Regions from separate parts of the Homo sapiens genome. Here region 1 is linked to region 2. Evidence: chromatin loops called from intact Hi-C (ENCODE). Cell type or tissue: endothelial cell of umbilical vein. All regions are shown on one strand. Each heading gives the region's core, and the rest is flanking DNA. Links, peaks and the distances in the headings are about the cores only.

Evidence for each region. A loop is a pair of places that touch in the nucleus more often than their neighbours do. Peaks named below come from ENCODE experiments on the same cell type or tissue, not always from the same donor. Only the 100,000 strongest peaks of a DNase experiment are listed, where the experiment ranks them.
Region 1: it touches region 2 in a loop (3-fold over the local background); 1 of 110 quality-filtered maps calls a loop at or near these places.

Annotation. Positions count from the first base shown.
Region 1 is chr1:85,626,607-85,631,000 of GRCh38, forward strand. LOC112268231 (a long non-coding RNA gene) reads left to right here. Exons shown (of 2, transcript XR_002958331.2): 1 at 1-1,202; 2 at 1,515-3,116. LOC107985057 (a long non-coding RNA gene) reads right to left here and starts at 4,372. Exons shown (of 2, transcript XR_001738127.2): 1 at 2,984-4,372; 2 at 1-2,336. In endothelial cell of umbilical vein, for the core only: no CTCF peak of the experiment used is centred there; a DNase peak (open chromatin) is centred at 2,525; H3K27ac peaks cover 2,244 bases.
Region 2 is chr1:85,445,903-85,450,296 of GRCh38, forward strand. All of the region lies in intron 1 of DDAH1 (dimethylarginine dimethylaminohydrolase 1), which reads right to left. Among named protein-coding and RNA genes, the nearest start is that of DDAH1, 17 kb to the right of the region's middle. In endothelial cell of umbilical vein, for the core only: no CTCF peak of the experiment used is centred there; a DNase peak (open chromatin) is centred at 2,669; H3K27ac peaks cover 2,874 bases.

The DNA.
Region 1 (4,394 bases), core at 135-4,134, 180 kb after region 2:
CATTCCTTACAGTTTGTATAATGCTTGCTCAAGTATATTGAACTCTGCCAGTCCTGGAATCAAAACATTTTAGTCTTAGAACAAGAACTGAGAGGTTTTCATACTGACTTTCACTCATTCTCCATTCTCCTTAATTCTCCTCAAATGCATAGAAATCCTGTGTTTCATGTGTTCATTCATTCTTCTATGCAACCACTATTTATGGATGGCAACCCTGTGCTAGACATTGTTCTAGGTGCTGAGGAAACAAAAGTGAAGTGGAAAGACATATCTGCCCTGGTGAGGCTGGAAGGAGCAAGCAAGGCTGGAGTTGGACTTTAGATCTTATCTGAAATGCAATAGGAAGCCACTCAAAGCTTTTGGGCAGGCAAGAAACATGATCAGATCATATTTTTAGACACATTATGCAAACTGGTATATAGAGAATGGACTGCAAGGAGAAATGAACCAGGCCAAGAGGCCAGTCAGAGGACCAGTGTAGTAGCTAGATGAAAAAAAAAGATGGTAGCCTGGACTAGTTTGGTGGCCAAAGAGATAAAGAGATGTGGACAGAATGAAGAGATATTTCTGAGGCAAAATGAATGGGGTGGGGTAGGGGGAGTGGTGGTAGTACAGGAAAGAAAAGAGTCAAAGATAACTGATTTTTCTGGCATGAGTGACCAAGTAAATGGTGACTACAATGGGTAACCCAAGAGGCCTTGGCTAGAGGGCAAGCAGAGTAAAGGATGAATTACCTTTGGGTCAGTCTGAGCACATGTGCAATTCTCATGTCAAGTATGGAGTAGACTGTCTAAATCTGAAGCTCAGGAGAGAGATCCAGCATGTGAAGTCACCAGTGGCTACAAGGCCAAGGAGTTAGAAGACACTGCCCAAGGAGAGTACAGATTGAACAGAGAGGGATATCAACACTGGACTTACATATTTTAAATGAAGAAACTCCGGAATATTTTGCCTCAAAAACTGTGACTTCTGTATTCCACGGACCACTACATTAATTTTTCTCTTCTATTGCAGCTTTTTATAGTCTTCAACAACAACCAGTCCCTACATTTAAGAAGGTTAATAACTGAGACAGCCTTCCTGGTGGATCCATCATTTGGCCCAGCTTGTAGAAAGATTCCCAACTAGCTCTAATTAGTTCCATCTTATTTGGAGGCAGAGGTATTCCTCATCATACCCATATCCTCATATAAATTGTCCAGGTAAGTTGCCCACCTTTATTTCAAGGGCTTAGAGATATGCAGGGCCACTGGACCCAGGACTGCACAGGGTATGGGGTGGTGATGGTGGTAAGGTGGAGCTTACCTTTAAAGACAGCCCAGCCCTGACTGAGTCCCTTCTACTCTATTCCTTATTCCTCATGGCAGATTTAAGGACCCCACTCCCTCTACCCAGTCCTCTCTGGTCCTACTTGCCCCTCTCCTGGCTGTCTTCCTTACCCTAGGGCTAAATTATACAGTCATTGGATATGGAAAGATTGTACTTTGAGTCTTTATTTCTGTTCCCATCTGAAGTGCCCTAGGTACCAGGGAGAAAGAAGACGAAGAAGGACATATACCAGAAGCACATTAATAGGCTGCTGAAAAACTCTGCCACACTTTCAGATGACAGGTCACCTACAGATAAATGATTCAAGGATCAACCAAGTTCTGAAGTTTTTTTTTGTTTTTTTTTTTTGGGATAGAGTCTCACTGTGTCACCCAGGCTGGAGTGCAGTGGCGTGATCTCAGCTCACTGCAACCTCTGCCTCCCGAGTTCAAGTGATTCTCCTGCCTCAGCCTCCCAAGTAGCTGGGATTATAGGTGCCTGCCACCAGGCCTGGCTAATTATTTTTTGTATTTTTAGTAGAAACATAGTTTCACTATGTTGGCCAGGCTGGTCTTGAACTCCTGACCTTGTGATCCACCCGCCTCAGCCTCCCAAAGTGCTGGGATACAGGTGTGAGCCACCATGCCCGGCCAGTTCTTAATACTGCCAGGAGTGCTTTAGAAGGCTGGGAATATGGGGCGAAAGATTAGACACCCAAGCTGTTGAAAACCACACAGAGTTTCAGTAAATATATGCACAATTTGAAAAATATATTTGCAAAAATCTAGGTGTCTCCGGTCTAGTCCTTCCTATTAATCAAATAAATTACCGAGCTTCATGGCCCAGTCTATGATCCTAGTTCTGACCGCTGCTGCCCGTAAAGGCCTCAATGAATTCCTCTCTGAGCTTCCAGACTTCCTTGGCTGGTGACTTGTTCCTCTTGGGACAGCTTTTGCTTGAGCTGAGCAGCCTGGCCCCCAGCTGTGCAGGGCCCTCTCTCCGGTGAGAGGAAACGCTTTCAGCTTAGTCTGTTAACACAAACATTCAAAAGCAAACATTCAAAAGCCACAGATCATGTTCGCATAAATAAAATAGGATTGAGAAAAGCTTTGCCCCAAGAAACCAAAGGGGTGTTTAAAAAACAGCTCTTGCTTTCCAAGTAGGCAGGCAGCAAAGCCACAGCAATTCCAAAGGTTTGTGTGCTTGGTAGAGCTGGGTGGCTGCAGCCGCAGGCCTTTGAAGAGGAAATGCCATCCCTGGTACAGGCAGGCGGCCAACCCATGAGTCCTGAAAGTACCAGAGAGAAGCAGAAAGCAGGGGAGCACAGTTAGGAAGTGAAAAGGGAGAGGAAGGCACCAAGGAGATAAATGAGGAGACTCTTCTTATCTAGAGTTCCCACCCCAGACCTAAGAGCTACAGGACAGAGGAACTCACTGTGCCTGACAGAGCTGGGGCCTGGTGAGTCCTAGGTGGCGGGCACAGCCCAGAGTGACTAAGGCTGTGAGGAGGGGTGTGCGCCGTCACTGAGGGGTGGAGAGGGGTGGTGGTGTCTGGGCTGGGAGATGCCTTTGCTTTGAAAGCTTTGGAGGAAATTAACTTTACAAGGTGCCTCCCTGTCTCCCAGAGTTATTAAAAGAAAGGAGGGAGCAAAGAAGAAATGGAAAAATGGTAATACCTCAGGAAGGGCTGTGTGATCCCAACTGGAGGAAATGGGAGGCAGATGAAGTGACGAATGTGCAACCTCTCCTAAGGGAGGAAGAGCTCTGAATGTGACCTTGTGCAAATGGAAAAAAAAAAAAACAAACAAACAAAAACACACACAAATCCAACAAGAGCCAGTGTGACTAACGAGAAAACACACACACATGCAAACACACACACATACAGCCCTTTGAAGATCTAGAAATGAGTGACTAATTAAATAGCCTAAAAACCTCCAAGTGCATAAAGTTTCTGTCAGTACTCCTGTTTCAATAAAGCAGCAGTGAAAGCCCATAGAATGGCAGGAGTGGATGAGTTACTATAAATCATGGGGTCACCAGAAGGTATAAATCTGGGAGTCTTTGAGAGTCATTATAGTTTGGGCTCATAGATAGATATCTAGGCATTGATTGCTCTTTCACCGATAAAGAAAACAAAGTACTGGATCTAAAAATTCTTCTAAAAAAAGAGAATTCAACTGAAGCTACATATTTCATGGAGCATGAAGCCAGCTGTTTTCCTGCATGTTAAAAAATAAGTATTTAATTAAAAAAAAAAAGACCTCTTGCCTGACCATAACCAGATCAGGCAAGGCCACCTTGCCTATGAAGGCTAGAGTGTCCGTTATGACCTTGCATGTGTTGGTTTGCGCAGTTTCTGTTCTGAGGTATGTCAGTGAGGATACTCAGTGGTGTTGTCAGGACAAGGTTAGGACACTGTATTTAAAAGTTGAATAATTTCCTAAATATCTTTTAATCTCTCCTTGATCCATATTAAGCTCACTAATATTTTCAGTCTATATCAATCTCTTGAGTACTAGGTTCCATAAGGTTACTGCTTCATTCACTTTCTACATTTTTGTGTATCCTGAAGTTACTTTAGCTACATTTCTAGAGAAGCCCTCATGCTCTACCATTCTCAGATTTAATAAATTGGCTGATAGAAACAAGATCCCCCCAAAAATCTCAACAGACTGGAATGATAAAAAGGATTAAGAATAAATTAGGAATTTTGAACTGAGGTTCAGTAATCAGCCAGTTAACTATGGAATGATGGTAAAAAAAAGATGGATGCTGCCACTTAATGGTCAACCATGGGATGTGGTGATCTCAGGCTGCTTTAATGGAAACATAAGGTCCAGGACAAATGGTGGATAGCGCCAGCTTAATTCTACCTTTCAAATATATTAAGTTATGTTCCAGACACAAAGCTTTAAACGGTACAAGGACATTTGAATATTACATCAAAAAAGAATGATGAGAACATGAAGTGATTAAAAACCATAGTCCAGGCCGGACGCAGTGGCTCACGCCTGTAATCCCAGTACTTTGGGAGGCCGAGGTAGGCAGATCACAAGATCAGGAGTTCGAGACCAGCCTGGCCAA
Region 2 (4,394 bases), core at 276-4,275:
ATGTTACATTTTAAAGCCAAATGAAGCAATCCCAATAGTTAAATGCCATCTGCAATTCTGACCACTTGTTAGAATGGCAAATTCAAAATATTACAGTCCAGTAAGGACATCAGGAACAGCCAGACACTTATTTTCTGGTGCATGTCTGACTGTGGCATGTCAGAAGTTGAGACATTCATGCTGTGAGCTGTACCGCCCCAGCAATTGCTCATGGACTTGTTGTATTAGTCTGCTTTCATACTGCTATGAATTGCCTGAGATTGGGTAATTTATAAAAGTAAGAGGTTTAATTGACTCACTGTTCAACATGGCTAGGGAGGCCTCAGGAAACTTACGATCATGGCAGAAGCTGAAAGGGAAGCCAGGCAACTTCTTCACAAGAAGGCAGGAAAAGTGCCGAGTAAAGGGGGAAGAGCCCCTTATAAACCATCAGATCTCATGAGAACTCACTGACTATCATGAGAACAGCATGGGGAAAACCACCCCCGTGATTCAATTACCTCTACCTGGTCTCTCCCTTGCCATGTGGGGATTATGAGGATTACAATTTAAGATGAGATTTTGGTAGGGACATAAGGCCTAACCATATCAATTGTCTACTGGTGGGCTTTCAGGAAAAAGGAAAATGGAAAACCCACCTGGCCCACTTGATCATGTCCATTCCAAGTCCTATCCTTTGGCAACATCACGCCAAAGACATCAAGGTGGAATTTCTACCTTTTGAGGCCTAATATCCAAAATCCTTTCCTTCCTGTTATTTGCCCCCTTGTTTCAATCCCACCTCCCTTCCTCTCCCTCTCCCTCAATTCTCCTGCCACCCCTCCCCCAATCCTCTAGCATATGGCTTAGTGTCATGGAGATGTATCAAGTTTCTGGGTAGAAACTGAGGATTTCATTTCCAGTTAGTTCCTCCTCCTTTCTTCTTCTCCTTCTCTCTTCCTATTTGCCCCTTTTCTTCCTGATGTACACTATTCCTGCAGCAACAGCATTTTACATTATACTTAAATTTCACCTAGGATAGGAGAGACGTGTGTCTCACTGAAAGGATATAGGACAGGCCACCTTTCAACAGGAAGAAAGAAAGGTGGTCATCATTGAATTTTAAAACTCAATGGAATAAAAGATCAGAATGTGGCTTCCCCACACAAGGCACTCTTTCTTTCATGACAGGTCAGTGTTTGGATTCATTTATTAGCATGAGGAGGTCAGCTACACAGGAGACACCAATCACTGCCTGCCTATTTATATGCAAAAATATGCCTGCTGCTCTAAGCAAACCCACTCTGATCTTGGCCTCTGAAGCTACATCTGGTTGAACCAGAGCTGGGCACCTGAACTGAATTCAGTCTATTTATAGGCTGGCCAGCTATATATCACTTGGTTGCCTGCATCAAAAAATTAGCATGGGCCCATGAGGCTCTCCATTTAAACATTTTAAGTTGAGAAACTGGAAATCTGAGTCAGAAAGCCACAGCAGCTAAGTTACAGGAATATGAAGTAAACTCGAGTGGGCCACAAGGAAGCTTAAGATAAACCAGAGAATTGAATGAAGCAAGTGGACAGTGAGAAGAGATGGCATGAGTAGAAAGAGAGACTTCATGTCCCTAATGATTCTGTGGTTTCTATTTGAGTCTATCCTTACAATCTTCCTCCTCCTTCTTGCAGGAATATGTTTCAGTTATTTGCAACCTAAAGGAATCTGACTAGAATGTAAAATCATTGACCTAGTAATATGATTGCTAGTCTGAGCCTGGAGGTAGCTCCCGTTTACTTCCAAGGCTTGCCAAAGATTCAAATGGAGTTACCAGGAATTGTAAGTTTAGTCAGTCTGAATTATGCAAAATGTTAACCAAAAGCTACACTGACCTTTGATGTCTGAATTTCCTCATCAACAGGCTAATCCTTGACAGAAACACTGGAAGGATTTCTTCTCTGCAAAACTACCCTCTTCCTTCACGCTGAATCATCAGAAAGAGGAGCCGGCTGCATCCCTAAATTCATCCCTTATTTTAATTAACCCAAGGATGACATGGAGGCCTTGGAGACCCTATACAGTGCTGTGTGTTCAGCAGTAAATATCCACCCATTGTAGTCAGGAGCCAGCATCTTCATCATCCTTTCTTGTTAGAACAAACTTGTCCAACCCATGGCCCATGGGCCACATGTGGCCTAGGACGGCTTTGAATGCGGCCCAACACAAATTTGTAAAGTTTCTTAAAACATTAGGAGATTTTTTTGTGATTTTTTTAAGCTCATCAGCTATTGTGTTAGAGTATTTTATGTGTGGCCCAAGACAATTCTTCTTCTTCCAATGTGGCCCAGGGAAGCCGAAAGATCGGACACCCCTATGTTAGAACACCAAGGTCTATTACTTTGAAGTTGTTATCCTGGATTACCAATCAGAATTTGTGTTTTCACCATTACTAAGCCTACTCTTTAATTCTCTCAATCATCTCTGCTCTAAGAGATAAGGAATGGCAGGAATTATTAAGAGTGAGAGGTTCTGAAAATCTGGTTGGTTTATTTTAGAGTTCTATGAAGTATTCATTTCCTCCTTGTACCACCCCCCTTTGTTTACAAGTGAGTATCCCTCTGTTGCTCTCCTTTGGCACAAATATTCAGATGAAAAACATCCACATAAATGAGCGGTGTCTTAATCTGAAGAAATGTGCTCTGCATCCCATCAATAGGAGCTCTAATTCCCCTATGGTTCAGGACACTCCAGTGACTCAAATGACCTTTCTGCCAAAGGATCTGCATCACTTCCTTTGTTCCTGTTCTACATAATATGGAATTACAATAATGTGAATAATTTTTCTTTTATAAAAAAACCCCACGAAACACAGGAAATCTATCAAAAACAGTTTTGACAATTGAGAAAATCACATTTTAATCTGTTTAATTAAACACAGTGAAATTTCTTTTCTGCCAGCAAAGAATTTTACAAATTTTACAAAATTGGACTAGATTCAGTTTAGTGAGCATTCCAAGAACAAGTTTGTTAAACTGAGACAGAAAAGTAGCATTTAATTGATAAGCTATATAGCTAGTTACTACAGGAGAAGGGGAAAGAGACAAAGTTAAGGGTGTGCCTCAGTCAAGTTATCGTACCTCAAACTTCCTAAGAGGCTAAATCTAGTAAATACTTTAAAATATAAAAGCACACATTGGTTCTGAGTCCCGTCAGTAAAATGGCCCAATAGCACAAGGCCAGTGACCAGGGATGGTTCCGACTCTGGGCAAAACAAAGAAGACTCAGAATGGCAGCTGGCATCAGGGGCCCCCACAGAAGGGGCTAGGCTGAGGGCACAGGCCAGCATAAGGCAGGTTGGTGTCTGGCCCAATGCAGACATATGAGAAGGTTGGCAGAACATGGCACCAAGAGGACATAGCAGTATGTTTGAGAGATTCTCTCATATGAGGACTAGAGGTCAGCCTTGGGGTCTTTTGCAGGGAATCTAGGTAGGAAACCAACAAAAGGGGTCAAGATGTAAACCCAGTTAATGGAACCAAGGCACTACCTGAGCATATGAAATGAATAAGAGTCATGGTGGGGTAGGGCCATCAGCAGAATGATGAGGCTGACCAACAGACCTATTGAACAAGGGACACTTTATTTCTTCTAATAGCCAGATGGCTTCCAGGGCTTGGAAGGGGGCCAAGACAGCTAGAGAGAATGATGGATTTAAAGTGCTGGCACCCAGTAAATACAGGATAAACGATACTGCTGTTGTTTATTGCGGGTGAAGGATTAGCTGGGAGAAGGTGTATAACACTGGAAGGGGTCTCTGAACCTGAAAACTACATGAAGCACAACGGAGATGCATGTGTGGTGGGTGAAAGTCCAAGCAGGTGGGGCTGGATCTCTGGAAAGCATGGCAGCAGGAACAGGTGGCAGATGAAGTTGGGAGGTGGAGAAGAGGTGTGTTTGTACTGGAGAGAGAGGTAGACTACAGGGTCAAGAAGTCAGAGCTGGCCAGAAGCAGGTGCCCATGGTGCTGGAGTACAGGGGCAGGATTCTTGTCCCTTCCAGCAGAGAGAGGGAATATTCCTAAGAATAAAATCAGAGGTATACAAACAGGAGCAACAGCATGGGTAATCCACTAATTCCTCTGCAACACAGGTAACACCGGTCTCATCTAAAAGCTGATACTCAGGTCTTTTGCAAGTAAGGTCTCTTATTGACATTTTACAACTTTATGAGACAAGTTGCGTTTTTTCTTTAGGACACTTACTGGTATTTTTAATTACACATATATTTGCGATTATTTATTTCATGCTTATCTCTCCAATTAAACTACAGGCTCCATGAGGGCAGGCATCATATTTGTTTACTTTATGTTTTGCATGTAGTAGGCACTAAACAACAATTGCCTGTTGAATAAATAAAAGTA